2 separate regions of the Homo sapiens genome follow, and region 2 is linked to region 1. The links are chromatin loops, found by intact Hi-C in ENCODE. Cell type or tissue: heart right ventricle. All regions are shown on one strand.

The links. Peaks named below come from ENCODE experiments on the same cell type or tissue, not always from the same donor. Only the 100,000 strongest peaks of a DNase experiment are listed, where the experiment ranks them.
Region 2: a loop joins it to region 1, with 2.1 times the contacts of the local background. A loop is called at or near these places in 8 of 110 quality-filtered maps.

What each region holds. Positions count from the first base shown.
Region 1 is chr7:32,034,922-32,042,921 of GRCh38, forward strand. All of the region lies in intron 2 of PDE1C (phosphodiesterase 1C), which reads right to left. Among named protein-coding and RNA genes, the nearest start is that of PDE1C, 31 kb to the right of the region's middle. In heart right ventricle, a CTCF peak has its summit at 4,636 (motif pointing left); no DNase peak of the experiment used is centred here; H3K27ac peaks cover 3,209 bases.
Region 2 is chr7:31,778,946-31,786,945 of GRCh38, forward strand. The region is part of intron 16 of PDE1C (phosphodiesterase 1C); the gene reads right to left. Among named protein-coding and RNA genes, the nearest start is that of PPP1R17, 96 kb to the left of the region's middle. RefSeq lists a silencer at 3,677-3,726. In heart right ventricle, a CTCF peak has its summit at 3,651 (motif pointing right); no DNase peak of the experiment used is centred here.

The DNA.
Region 1 (8,000 bases):
ATTTATCTCAGTGCCAAGGACATGATTATCATGCATCTTCAAGTAATATTATGGCTATTTTTATTATTACAATCATACTCTATTATTTAAAGGCAAAGTTTAGTTTCTCCTCAGCCTAGTGACAGAGCAGGAGCATTGCCCTCTTGGAAAAGCACCAACATTTTAAAGTTCCCCTTGATCAAAAGCCACCGAAATCCAACCCAAAGGACATCAGCCTAATGGCTAATGTCAGCATGACCATAAACTACAAATGACATCTCCAACCAGAAGCATTCCAACCCTAAGACAAACGCCTCCACAACCAGAGACATGCCTGCCCCAAGATAAACTCCCCTACAACCAGAGACATTCCAACCCCACAATAAACTTCTCCTCCACACAGAAACATTCCGAGCCTGTGATAAACTCTCTCACTCTGAACCCCTAAATACTCTTAGTCTGTAAGAGAGAGTGCTCCTGACCAAATTGGCCAGAAGCCCCTCTCAGGTTTATTCTCCAAAATAAACCTGTCTTTGACTATTGAGCTGCTTTTCACGTTTCTTTCCTCTTTCTTTAACTCTTACACCTAGCTTGTTTGTTTGGTTGTTGTTTGTTTTGCAATCAATACCAATGGTATAAATTTAAAAGGAAGAGAATAAAGAAATTATATTTTCTGATCAACGTTTGTTGTAAATGATTTATACAGTGATGGGTCCCAAACTAAATTTCCCAGGGAATTCCCTATTTCCTTGCGGGGGTAAAGAGCATCCGAATTATTTGCTCATTAAATGAGTTGCCAAAAGCCAGAAAATCTATGCATCTGAGAGTTTTCATCTCAAGAGACCCAGGAGCTCGAAATCCTAGCAGTATGAATCATCTCTGTCCAAGTGTATAGAGTCTATTAGCAGAGGGCAGCTCTTGCTTCTGATGGCAATGGATGCCAGCTGCTGCTGAGAAAACAGGAAAGGTAATCCCATGTTTCAGCTTTAACGTGCCTGGTCAATTGTGAAAACTGACTTGAAGGGAGAGAAATTTCATCTTGACCCCCTTGGATAATGAACAAGAAGGACAGCCTGGCCTGTGAAGGAAACACCAGAGTGGGGCAAGCTCAGAGAAAATTCAGCCAACATAGCAGTGGAATCATGCTCTTTAAGTGTCAGGCCAGCCTCACAGGTACCACACTTTTTCTAAACACAGGTTTCTCCATTCACAAATTGTTTACTTCAGAAATGACTTTTTCTCCTATAAATGGAATTCCTTTGTCTGAGAACCACATACGCAAGAAACAAGGATGAAGGAAGAGCCATCTAAACTACCAGGTCAGCTACATTCATTCATTCATTCACCTGCCCCAGCATATCCATCCTACGGGTTTACTAGGTAACAATAGGGGTATGGATGAGGCAACAGGGATGTACAGAGAAAGAAAGTGCTTAGAGTGAGTTGTATAGCTTAAATGCTCATATTAGAAAAGATGGAAGGTTTAAAATCAATGCCCTACGTTTCACCTTAAGAAGTTAGAAAATGAAGAGCAAATTAAACCCAAAGTAAGTAGAAGAAAGGAAATAATAAACAAAAAGCAGAGCACAATAAAACATAACACAATCAACAGAAAAAGTTAACAAGGACAGAAGATTTTTAAAAACATTAATAAAAGTAATAAACAAGTAGCAAGCTTGATCAAGAAATAAGAGAAGGCACAAATTACTAATGTCCCGAATGAAAAAGAGATATTGCAGATCTTACAGATATTAAAAAGATGGCAAGCAACATTATGTCAATGAGTTTCACTACTTAGATGAAATGAACAAATTCCTTGAAAAACCACAACTTAACCAAGAATGACTCAACAAGAAATAGAAACTCTGAATATCCCTATACCTATTAAGGCAGAGGTTATCCACATGTAGCTCCAGCAGAAAGGCAGCATCAGCAACACCTGCAAACTTTTTGAAATGTAAATCCACAGCTCTCACTCGGACCTACCAAATCAGAACTTTAGAGTGGGTGGGGTGGGGGTCACAGCAATTTGTGTTTTAACAGACCTTGCTGGTAATTCTGATACCATTTGAGAACTGTTTCAATACTATCTTCCTACAAAGACAGACAGATCTAGATGGTTTCACTGATGCATTCTATCAATTACGTAAGAAAGAAATCATACCAGCCTTACAAAAGCTGAGAAAATTTAAAAAGGGGGGATCACATCTCATCATTTACTGTCAATCTCTACTCTTTTATGGAAGTTGTAGGAGTCTTTATTTTCCCTGATTCTTATTTTAAAGTGATTCCTGGTTTCTTTGAAATGGGCCATTCTGACAGACAAGTGGTCCACATAGCCCAAATGGCCACACTGCATGTTCTCAAGTAGAGAAAGGTCTTTATTAGGTGTTTTCTGTCTTTTGCTTGCAGCCCTTAGGGGAGTGATAATCTAGTTCACGATAAGGTAATTAAGGCAGGGAGTTGCCCCTCACCCACAAGGATACCCACAGCATAGCAATCCTTCCCTTCTCTTGCATACAAACCTCACTCAAGCCAGAGCAGGGACTGGGACTCAGATAACAAAAGCGGTGATAAAAATGAACTATCTGCTCATAGTATTCCTTCTAAATAAAACACCCATACCACCTTTCCACATCTGGCTGTTTTTCTTACTCATCCTTAAGCCTCAGGTGTCATCTACAGAAAGACTTTTCTGAACCCCCAAACTAAGCAGATGTAACTAAATCTTTACATCTTTATCCAAGAACTTAATATTGAAATTCTCTATGACTTTGTACCTTTGTCAAATAACTTATATTGAAATTACCTGTCTGGGTCCTATATCTCTCCAATTATGTCATTAGCTCCTTGAGGGCAGAAACCACATTTCATTTTTTGTTTTGGTTTTGGTTTAATGTCTCACAGTGCTTGACTACTAATTGCATAGTTCCACTCAGTAAACCTGTAGTGAAATGAAGAGTCTGAGAGTGGAGTCAGGTCAAAATTTACCTCCATAAATAAAATACACTCAACTCAAAACATTCAGTATGACTTATTTTTAAAATAAGTACTTTCAATTTGTTCAATCTCTCAGTAGTATTATTAATGCAAACCACATGGACTGACTTTCATTTTGCAAATCTCACCTACCCTTTTTAAATATATGGTGGAAACATAAGGTCCCTGCCCACAGATCTATGCATTGCAGAGCCTACTAGAAGATAAATACAGGGATCAAAAGAATAACAGTAGTAGGTGACACCTAGAATCTTAGGATAAAAGGGTTGGATTTCTTCTTTTAGCCTCTTTATGCAGACCTGCAAGTTTTGCCTTCACAGCCTTGAGGATCATCCTGAAGCATGAGACACAGATTCTCCCACCTCCGCCTATTGCAGACCCCATTCCAACAAATCCTCCAATAAATGAGATCCTGAAGAATTAATCTCCCGCACAAGCAGAATAAGTGCCTGAGGGAGGCCAAGTTTTGCAGAGAGTTAATTATGATGAAGGAAGACATTCTGTGGCCATTAATTTTTATTGGGAGGGCAGGCATTATATTAACAGCTAGTATATATATCTAGAATTGGGCCATATAGCATACACGCATTGTCTCATTTACTTATCACAACCCTTTGAATTAGGTACCATTAGTAAGCCCCACCCTGAGAATAAGCTTAACTGGCCGAAAAATCACAAAGTTTAAGTGGTGGAAAATGGATTTAAATTTACATCTCTCAGACCCCAAAATCCATGCTCTGAATGCTAGTGATATATTGCCTTTTTACAGTCTTCTGGTATAATTATGCTCCTACAATGTTCCACCCAAGCCAGTGGCAAAAGTAAGTCACTGATATCAAAGAGGGGGGATCATCTACCCTATGAATCTGAAGACAAAAAGCACCCTTTAAACATGATTCATCTTCGACACAAGAGACTAATTTAAGAAACATTTCTTTCTATTCAAAATAATGATGCTAAATGGGAAGCGATTTAAGCTTTACAATGGCTTCATCAGAATCTCATCTGTCAGATCTCAAAATCATGCTCCCAGAACATGTTTCTCAATAGAATGAATCAGCAGGAAAGAAAAGCAGATGTAAAGCAAACAGGTGAAAGTATGAAGTTAGCAATAACTGTGCTCATGGGCCACCACCACCATCAGCACCACCATCATCATCCTCATCACCAGTATTATATTGTTATTATTAAGTACCTTCATTCCCAAATAGTAGCATTATGTCCTCTGAAGGAATGGGGCTTCTGTTTACCCAGCAAACAGGCACTGTTTGCATTACCTTAAGGGTTAACCTACTTTCTTGATAATGGGTCATGAGTGAGTAGGGGTGATCAGTAAAGATAGTACTATTACAAACAACAGAGCACACTTGTAGTTACTAAAATTATCCAAAAAATCATGGCAAAATTATCAAAGATGTAGGATTATGAATTTGGTATGACAGCAGAAGGATGATTGCACATCTCACAGTCCATATTGCTCACATCGGGTTCTCACATGCTTTAATTGCAGTGCTAATTCTGAGAATTCTTGATTATGATCTAATGGTGGAACACATCTGAAAGATTAAAGAACTGATTGTAGAAAAGTCAACACAAAGTCCTCCATTTATGTACATACCAGAGTGCAGGACAACGGGGACGACCCTGTCCCCTGGTGGCAGAGCTCCGCGATTCAGAACCTCGCAGCAGGAAGGAACTTGCCTGTGACTCCACATTCAGCCATGCTTTCAGAAGCACTGGACTTTTATCAATTTCTAGGGATATTTGTGTTGTCAGGGTATACTAAGTAGGAATCTATTCCCATTTATATTGTGATTTGCTTTGTACCTACTAATTTTCACTGAAATCACTATTATAATTTACTGTCTCTACCCCCACAAGTAAGGGATGGAACTTCATTTCCCAGTAAATATATTTTGTTTTATTGCCTCCTAGGTAACAATGTGCAACAATACCAAAGTGTTTCATTTAAGACCTGTGATTTTGTGCTTTTCAGGACTAGTAAAATACAATAGCATGTGGAACTTATGATTTCTAATTTGTTTCAGAACGTAGTATACTGTGTTTATATAAGCCACACAATATTAACCCTTCAAGACAACTTTAAAATCTCTTTCAAAGCATGATTAAAAGTACGTCTAAAAATTTTCCTTGTGAAATGTAAATGTATCTAATACACCTATAAAATCTTGTCAGCTACATTTATGAAACATAAGTCATAAATTTACTACATAAACAACAATAAGTCAAAATAGTAACATTGATAACAATTGCTAAAATGTTCTTTACACTTACTAAAAGCCAGGATATACACTTAACACTTTTAATCTTTATCTCTTTTAACCCTTACAACAAACCCACAAGGTAAGTATGTTATTCTCTTTTTAAAGAAGAAGGTACAGCTTAGAACTATGTACCTCAACATTGGCACTCTAACATTTTGGATAATCCTTTGTTGTGGTGGAAATGTTCCATGTACTATAGGCTATTTAGCAGTATCCATGGTCTCTATTCACTTGATACCAGTAATATACCCCATATCCAGAAGTGACAACCAAAAACTGTCTGTAGACATTGCCAAATACCCTCGTAGGGCCAAATCAGCCAAATCACCCCCAGTCGAGAACCACTGGCTTAGAGAAATAAAGTAACTTACTAAAGGTCATATGCTTAGAATATAATTGAACAGAAGCCAGGCATTCTGACACAAGAATGTATACTCTCAATCAATGAAATACAGTGTTGTTTACTCTGTGATAGTTTAAAGAACATAAATTTTCCTCAAAATAGAAAACTAAAAATGAAGACAAACTGTAAATGCCTTCCCGTAGAAAGATATTCTATGGCCACAAGAGACTGTGCCCTTCCAAAATTTTCCTTTCCTAATTAAGGTCCATGTCCCAATGCCTATTGCCCTTACGTAGCTTGATCTCCTGCCCCACCTACCCCAATCTTCTTTAAGTCCTATTCCATGTGCCCCAAAAGACAGTCACCAATCCCTTGTTAAGGCTGATTCCATGCTTTAGTAAATAAGATCCAGACTCTGCCTCACAGAGCCCCTGAAGAACAAGACCTGTCTGCTTCCTACCTGTTCCCTTAGATGACCCAAGACTTCCACCTGTATCATCTCAAAGTGTAAGCCTTCTGCATAGTGGTCACTGAATTCCGGTACTGAAGTCCCAAGACTTCAGTGACTAAGGACTTTCCACACACCAAAGTCTTCCTATGTGCCTCACATAGACTATTTCATTCCAGGCTCACAAGAACCCTAGGAAGCAAATACTATTTCCATTTACCAAAAGAAACAGATTCCAGTAGGCAGGGGAAACCCACACAAGCATTTCACCAGGTTCACGACAGGACTCAGATTTTAACCCAAGTATGGACAACTCCAAACCCCTGCTCTGTATTCCAACCCTATACTCTTCCAATTTCATGGCAGGGCAAAGACTACAGACACACCCTTCCAAAGCATGTTCTCATCTTGCCATACTCCCTCCAGCTTGCTTAGAAGTTCATCATTCCAGCCCCCTCTCCTCGACATCCCAAATTTATGAGAATAAACAAAGCAGAGCTGAGTGTGACTTCACTTGTGGAATAGAAAAGGGAAAAATTCAGGCAGTGACCTCACGAACTTTGAAAAGGCAGTATCGTATTAAATCAGAGGATAGAAAAATACAGAACATGTTTTCTCTTATCCGATTCTATTTTTGTTATTTACTTTTTTTATGCATAAAGAGTTATGTATTCATGTATGACTGATCACATCGCTTCAAAGCACTTTAGCTGTTAAGTACGAAAATAGACAATTTTGAAAAAAGAACCTGGTGGTGGAGGTGAGGATTTTTCCCTTTCAATCACATTACTTAAATATAGCTTGTTGTTTTTTTGTTAAGTCTTCATTAAACTTTCCTGAGAGCTTCAACTTTTAGGTTAAGGCCAAATACGAAAACTTTCAAACATAAAATGTCTGAAGAGAAAAGAACAATTGGCAGAGTAGAGAAATGAACTACCAAAGGCAGATCTTTTTGACGTTGATTTATTCAGCTTTAAGCTGCTTCATTTGGGGAAGAAAAAAAAAGGAGGGGCTCCACAGCTGTAAAAATCTATAAAGCCAGGCTGAGCACAGTGGCTCATGCCTATGATCCCAGCACTTTGAAAGGCCAAGGCGGGTGGATCACTTGAGGTCAGGAGTTTGAGACCAGCCTGGCCAACATAGTAAAACCCCGTCTCTATTAAAAATACAAGAAGTAGCTGGGCATGATGGCATGCACCTGTAATCTCAGCTACTCAGGAAGCTGAGACAGGAGAATCGCTTGAACTGGGGAGGCAGAGGTTGCAGTGAGCTGAGATCTTGCCTCTGCACTCCAGCCTGGGCAATGGAGAAAGACTCCATTAAAAACAAAAACAAAAACAGAAAACAGACAAAAAAAACTATAAAGCCAAAGGGATAGAAAGAACTCAAGAAACTTTCAGTGTCTGAAAGGCCTGCCTTTAAACCCTGGCCCGACCATTTGTCTGCTCATTTGAGTTACCTCAGATGAGTTACCTCTTTTCCATGACTTCCTTTTCTGTAAAACAGGATCATTGTGAAGATCAAATGAGAAAATGCATGTAAAGCACCTGGCACACTGTAGACACACAATAGATTTCAATCAGTAGGGGGCCCTCTGGACATACCTATGTGCTTGCCAAAGTTTGTGCTTTAGCAATACTTTTAATGTCCCATGATTACTTCTCATTAATTAAGTGAATTTAGAAGTATTGTAAACCAAGGATAATCTGGCTAGGGGCTAAAGGACAATATATATGGGGTACAGACTATGTCACCTGCCCAGTGATCTCTGTGCTAACTGGCAGCTTTGTTCTTTTCTGGTGATTCAGTTAAACAGCAGAGAGTGCCCACCATCACTGCAGATGTTGTTCAGTGACCTAGACTTCCTCCTGGAAGGACCTCAGTAACTGGAACCAGAGAATACTGTTTTTGAGCCAAAGACCACATTCGTTCTCAGATTGAATCT
Region 2 (8,000 bases), 260 kb before region 1:
TCTTGCTGCTTCTTAACCAACCCATTGTCTGGGTTTCCTTCAAGCACAGTCTCCCAAAGTTGTCTAAGAGGAAGAAAAACCTGGGACAATTATTTTAACAAAAATGAAAAACAAAGCCAGTTTCCCAGGCCTCACTAAGCTCTCGGAGCCAGCACTTCCAGAGGCGAGGTTTAGGGACCTGGGTATTTCACAGGTGGCCCAGGTGATTCCCATCATCAAACAGGCTTGGAACACCTTGTGTGGTAGAAATTTCCTTTTGTCGAACTAACGAAAAGTGTGGCATTCTGCTTTCTGTGGATACTCTTGTGAAGTTGAGAGAACAAATTTAATGTTGCCTACATGAGTACCTGAAAAACTGCAAAGTGCTCAATGACCACAAACTTCCAATGTTGCTACCTGTAGAAACGCTATTGCCAGGTTATTTCATAGAAATGCTTGGTGGAATTTTTTAAAAAATAACTGACTATAATCTTCCAAAAGCCTGCAGCTTGATAGCTTTTCGTAGAGGTAGCTTTTCATCCCCTTGGTGTCTTCTTTGCAAACACTGAGTAAGGGAACTCTGGGAACCTTGAGTCAGTGAAAAAGCAGAACTACAAGGCCTTCTGGAAATGCTGTTATTTTCTCTGTTAGCTTGGTGAGATGCCCAATATATCAGGACAGGGATGAAGCCATCCCACCTCTCATAACCATGAGCCATATACAGGTAGCAGGCGGGGATACATAAAATAAAACTGGTTTTGATTTTGCCACGGGCCATTGGCGGGGGGTTAGGTTCTGAGTCAGCCTCCCACTGGCTTCCAGTTCACTGAGGATGTGTTCTTGAAATCTCTTTCCATGAGGAAGCTACCAAATTACCTATCACTTTACTCAAAGTTCCACTCATGGGAGTAATACCCAACACATCTGAGTTTCATTTTCTAAAGCCCTTCGCACTTCACCCTTCCGTTGCTCCCTCTCATGTCCAGGAAGAACATCAGAAACCAGGTGGGAACAGCCAGTCCTGACCCAGCTTCTAAACTGTACTGTATGATGCACACAGAAGGCTTCAGACCACCCACCACATGGAACTGGTTCTTGGATTCATTGTAGAAATCTACTCTGTCAGTGGTTTTCAATCCTGGCTACATATTAGAATCATCAGGGGAGTTCTTAAACAATATGCTGACACCTGACCCTTCACCCCAAGATGCTGTTTAGTTGGTCTGGGTGGGACCTGGGCATGAGGACTTTTTAATGTTCCCAGGTGAGCCTGATCTGCAGCCATGAGAAACACTGCCTTCACTGAATACCCAGAGATGTTTCTTTCAGTTGTCGGGAGGGAAGCCTTACTTTCTTCTGAAACAACTGGTGTGCTCATCCTCACGGATGTGAATCTTGTAAATGGTTTATTTCCATTTAAACTTAAGATTCCAGAAAGCTTAGACCCAGTTTATGGCATAATGCTAGGAATCAGGGGAGGCCGATTTAGACTGCACGTCTGCTTATTAACATTTGCCCTGGTTTGTTCCATCTATGCTAGCTCTACTTTGTGACTCTGGTTTTATTCCATTTACTTAATCATTAAAAAAGCAATGTATTAAATTTGCATGATTTTAGAATTCTCAAATATCTGATAAATGAGGTAAAATAAAAGCAAATGAACAAACAACTATGTCAATGCTGCTATTGCTAAATTTCATTTTCCTCATCTATGAAATTGAGAAAACATCAATGTCAGGACAATAATTGCGAGCATCAAGTAAGAGTACACACATGACAGTGCTTAGCAAACTGTGTCATACAACACAGTTTTTATTATTTGTTTTAGAAAGGTGTGTGTATGTGCATGTGCGCATGCGTGTGTGTGCACGTGTGCATTTGTGTGTGTGTGTGTGTGTGTGTGTGTGTGTGTGTGTGTGTCTAAGTAGGTAATCTGTCATCTTTGGGAAATAAACACTTTAAGGTCAGGAATTACATTTCCCTTGACTCACAGCATGTGGCCATTTAAGGAGTAAACAACCCAATCCGTCAGCTAGGGGCAGAGATGTCACCACTGCAGCTTATGTGACTTGAGGTATCCTTTGACAAATGAATAGCTTTCAGATATTTCAAATTAATGTCCTTGTTTGGTTCAACTAGAGGGCAATGAATCCAATTCATCAAGAGTGTGGAGAAGAGGACAGTGATAGAAGTGACAACTAAGGCTACCCGCCTCAGGGTGAACGCACACCTAAGACTCGGGACTTCACAAAGTTAGTGCTAAAGCACAGTGATTTGCAGCTTAACCTCAAACAAATAATTTCCCTTCTGCAAAATGGGGTTAGCCTGGCCAAGCCTATGCCTGCTGGAGAAAGGGTGATTTAAGAGCTCTTGAGACCAAACATCATCATTATTAATGGTCTGGCAATAGCAATGTTATTATAGTACAACCAGATCCCACAGGGCAGAGGAGGATGCTGAAAAGCTGAGGTATGAAAGTTTCTGTCAACTTATTGGCCATTTTCAATTTCTCTGTTTTAGCATATTGTAAATGACTGCCTTTCTGATACCCACAGACCTCTGATCATTATTGCTGAGCATATCTGCCAACATCTTCTTTGTGTTCCATTTGGGCTGGGGCACAGGGCAACAAGCCATTGCCTGAAGCCTCAGAACAAATCATCGTTTTTGCCCCTTTACAGCTTTGAAGAGAGAGCATCAGTAAAAGTCCAAGTTCTGCTTCAGGCTGTGGGAACACTGAAAGAGTCTGGAGGTCTTCAACGCCCCACCCCCCACCCCCCACACACTGCCCTAAGAGTTATCAACCAAGAGTATATAAATTAGAGCTGCATATTCAGAGTATTTAATGCTTTTTTCCTGCACAATACAACCACCATCAATACTAGGTTTAGTTTCGTGTGATTTGAATATGTCTGTTCATCACAAAGAAGAATGATTAAAAGCAAGAGCTATTCAGAGATACAACACCACAAGCTATTTAAATGTGGCTTTCAAAATATTTGAATGTGCTTTGAACTTGAATTGGACATATGAATGAGGAGTTAAAAAAAGTGTTAACAACCTGTGACCCAGTAATTGTATATCTGGAAATTTGTCCAGTGGAGATATTCAGAAATGTGACAAAGCGTTATGTACAAAGAGCTCCATTGCTGCTATTTACAACTGCAAAAAATAAAATAAAAGCGTATAAGTTAATTGCCCAACAGCAGAGAGGTGGTTAAGTAAATTGCGCTAGAGCCACAGAATAAAATATTATGCTGCTATTGAAATTATATTAATGGAGAAGTTAAAAAAACACTCACAAGAAAATGCTTACAATCCAATGTTGTGTGAACAAACCATAATTCAAAATTAACTATACTATATGGCCTTAACTGTGTAAAAATGCATAGCGAAAGATCATAAGAAAATAAAGTATCTACAATGATTAATTGTTGGATGGGGTATTACAAGTGATTTTAAGTTTCCTATTATACTGTCGATACTTTCCAAATTGAGTAAATTCTATTTTTACTTTAAGAAAAAAATTAAAAATATGTTTCAGTGAATGGCAAGCATGGCTGCTTTGGAGAAACATCACAGTCGCCTTCATCAGAGCAATAATACCATGCGAAACGATACACCAGGAGGCCCTGATGAAGGGGTGGTATTTGTGTAATATTCAGTATCACCACTAGAGGGTTCTCTCTCTGAGGCCGGTTTGAAGGCATCAGGCTGGATGCCATAAAGGATGTAAACCACTTTTATCCCCACAAAGGGGAGTAATGAATGACTACACAGAGTCCCTGACTCATGATGGCCCAACTTAAATTTTTGGACTTCATGATGATGCACAAGCAATACACACTCAGAAGAAACCGTATATAACCTTTCTGTTTTTCACTTTCAGAACAGTATTCAATAAATTACATGAGCTATTCAACACTTTATTATAAAATAGGCTTTGTGTTAGGCGATTTTGCCCAACTCTGGGATAATGTGTTCTGAGCATGCTTAAGGCAGGATAGCCTAAGCTATGATTCAAACACAGCTGGTAGGTTAGGCATATTAAATGCATTTTCGACTTACAGTTTTTTCAACCTACAATGAGTTTATTGGGACGTGACCCCATGGTAAGTCAAGGAACATCTGCATTCCCTAGTCAGACTCCTTATGTTCATGGCTTGAGCAGGAAAATATTGCCAAATATACCCCTTTCAAGAGTAGGAGAAAGAAAAAGTTTGCAATTCAGAAAGCTAGCATCACAGGGCTGTAAAACCATATCATTGTACCCTGAAGAAAATTAAACATATGGAATCCAGCTTAATTCCATGAATGCTGAGATTTCTTATGCCTCTGATAAGCTTCTGATAACCCATTTACTTCATCCCTCACAGTCAAAAAAGGTGAAATGAAACGTGATATAGTCATACTCTGTGTATGTCTTTCAGCATGCAGGCAAAGGCACTTGGTGCCTGGGTATTATGAGACGTTTAAGGGAATACAAAAGAGACAGATGGTTGACTGAGTTTGGACAGCTCTATATCTGAGACAGAACATGGACAACAATGGGAAACATTCAAAGAAAGAAAAAAAAGTCTTTTCATTTTTCCAATTCCAATTAAGAGGTTAACTCATTGTTTTTATTTGGTAATCAGAAGAACATACAAGTACTTATGCATTACTAGATGCTGGGGGAAAATTATACATTGAAGGACTGTCAGGCTCATCTGTGCAATAAAGATTTACAATAAACACATCATTAATTTTTCTGAGAACAGCTCAGTATACTCTGTTTTACATGAATCCTTATGATTTAATCTTGTATTTGGAGATATGATGCTATGGCATTTGGATAACATTGGTTAAGCAGCATCTTAGAGAACAGAACACTCTTCCTCAGAATGGATGGCCATTCTTTTACCCTGTGATGTACAAATGCAAATTACAACCTGCATTTTATCTGCCAGAAGTGTATTTCACATCATGGAAGTACATTCTATCACAACCATGAAATCAAAACAAGTCCATTATTACCATCTTCCCTTTTGGAAGAGCATTCTCAGAATACATCCAGAAATACCTTCCTTATTCCTCCAAAGAATTGTTTATTCAGCTAGTCATTGGTTGAGGTTTGGGTTTTGGTTCTGCTTGCCTCTCTCTTTTGAGTCTTGCTAAATGTTCTTGATAGTAATCCAGATATTTCTCACAAATCCAGCTGAACAGCAGCAACATCTAAAGCTGAGGAGATGAGTTGAGTTTTCCATTCATATATGGCCAGTGCCCTCATCAGGAAAGAGCCTACAGACTCAAGGTGAGTAGGGTGTCTTTAGGATGCTATGTATTTAATGCATAGGGTGCTACGCATCCTAAAGAGAAAAACCCTGTGAGAGCAAAAACTGTGCTGTACACTAAGGGAGGACAATAACAACATCATATTCACCTCTAGGTGACTCACCTTGCTTTGGGTAATTGATTTCCCATAAAGATTTCCTTTTTTCCTGCTTCCTTTTCCCAAGCTATTTCTGCCTCCCCATCTATCCCCAGCGACCTTTGACACCCAAAACTTTCCCATACGAATTGCATGGAACAAGGTGCTTTTATTTTTCCCATTATTTTGTGTTTGTACGTGCTAAAATGATACTGCAAGCAGAATGGGTTACCTGGACAGAAGCAAAAGAAGGAATTTGTGAAGGGTAGAAAAATGGGAGGAAAAAAAAAGGAAAACATAAAGGAGAGTTTGAAAAAGGGAAGACATTTAAATTAGATGAGGGGAATCTGGTTGTACAGTGGGCACAAGAGCTGATAAAAACCTAACCAAGCTCTACAAATGAAAATAGCAAATATATTTTTGAAAATTTTATAGCATATAAAATTGTATAAAAATATCATCAAAGCAAGAAAAAAGGAAATGTATACTCTATAGTTCTACCTCTAGAATCAGTTATTGGACAATACCTATGGCTGTAGGTTTTTCCTATCCATCTATATATATTAATATAATATGTGACTGTATTTCTGTACCATCACACATATACCCACTCAAAGACAAGGACAGTAGTACACAAATTCTACTCCAAGATAGGTCATGAGAGGGAAGCAAAGACTATACAATGATGTGTCTCCAGGACAATCTATTTAAAACCCATTCTATAGCCATGGGGTTTTAATGGGCTTTATTTTAAATGAATTACCCTGCACCATAAACTGACTGAGAAATGATCCTGCAGGTTCAGAAGCCAGCACTCATGAAGAATACGTGGCTGAAGCTGACCAAAGCTGAGAGGATGAGTCTCCAGTTGGCACTGCCTCTGGCCTGCAACAGCCAGCATTCACCCCACAAAGGGGGACAAGGTCTCCTCAGGGGAGACTGAATGAGTGTGCCCTGAGCGAACTTAAAGGGCCCACACCCCACTCCCTGCTTCTCCTGGCTGAGCAGATGGCAGCCCAGGCTGGGTGCAAGTACAGTTAGTGAAGCCAGCCATTGCCAGGGTTAATCCACTTCTGCTTGGGAACAGAAGCCAGAATAAACATGAATTCATGTCAAATATGTCTGGCAATATTTTCCAAAAAATGACTAGGGTGGGTATTTAAGAAAACAATCAGGAATTAATATGTTTAAACTTGACCATCATACATCTTTCAGTCCAGGTCATCCACTGCACAATCGTTCCTTGTTTAATATAAAAACAAGAAGCTATTTCAGTGGCACAATTCTTGCTTAATTCAGACATTCCTGGAGAAGCAGCCAGCCTTTTTACAAATGTCCAAGGAGGATCTTTAGAGGCCTGCTTCCCATTTTTCTAATCTCCCTGGGAACATGTTCATGATCAGATAAACTGTCTAATGCAAATGACTCTGGTAACATTCTAACTCTAGTGTCACCTCTGTGCCCACTAGTGTCTTTGGTGAGAGAGAGGAAACCTTAAAAAGTAAAATCTGGCCTTGGCAGGTAATATGTCTCTTGATACCCAGAGGGAGGTTTTATAGGAATATTGTCATTGCTCATTATAATTTTTTTCATTAAGTTCATTTTCTTAGTGATAATGAGGCCTTTAATCATGGATCACAGTTGATAAATTATTACTTTCCATTTGTTCATGCATAAGATCCAATATAACATCATTATTGCAACATTATGTTCTTTAACATCTAACTTTGCCATGGTTTGGTGCTGTACCAATCATATTATTGGTGGAGCAGAACTATGCAGTGATTCCTCATGCTGCACATAGAGAATCTATTTGCTGTAGGAGAGTCTGTTTAAGGTTTTAAAAGTTTCCACTCGGATTCTCAGTAAATCCACTGACGTTTTATATAGATTGGTGTCATCTTCCCTTTTGGAAAGACATTCTCAGATAAATCCTGTTTTAGTGCTTTTTTTTTTTTGTATTGTTCTGTTTTTTTCTTAAATCAAGAGGCCATAGAGAAGTTTTTATTTTATTTTTTCCATAAATTTGGCTATGACAATTTCTCCCAAATTACCTGCAATTTCCTATCTCTGGTAATAAGCTATTTGTGTGAGTAGGGTATGCCTGCATATACTTAGAAGATAAGCCTTTAGCAGTGTGCTTGGCATATAGAAGTTGAATAAATTTTCAGGGAAATTTGAATTTTGTTTGCATTCACAAGTGGATAGTGGAATTCAGTTAGACGATTTTGAATGTGTTTCCTGAATGCTGACCGTGTTCCAAACACTGTGGTGGGCCAGCACTGCGTCTCCTGTGGGGTGTGTGGGCATCTCAGGATCAGAACAAAGTTTCCAATTAGGAAAAAAATTGTTGCCTGAATTCCCTAAATTCTCTTTATTTGGGATAGAACACCACATACACAGATTTCCAATCTTAGAATCTTCTCTATTTCACTATGAGAAAAAGATTTCATGCTTTTTTTCTATTGTTTTTCCTAGGCTCCATGGGGAATGTTACAAAGTAATTTCCATCATCAAAGTCTCTGCTCATAGGTTAAGAAAGAAGAAAATATATTATATTATCTATCTATCTATCTATCTATCTATCTATCTATCTATCTATCTATCTATC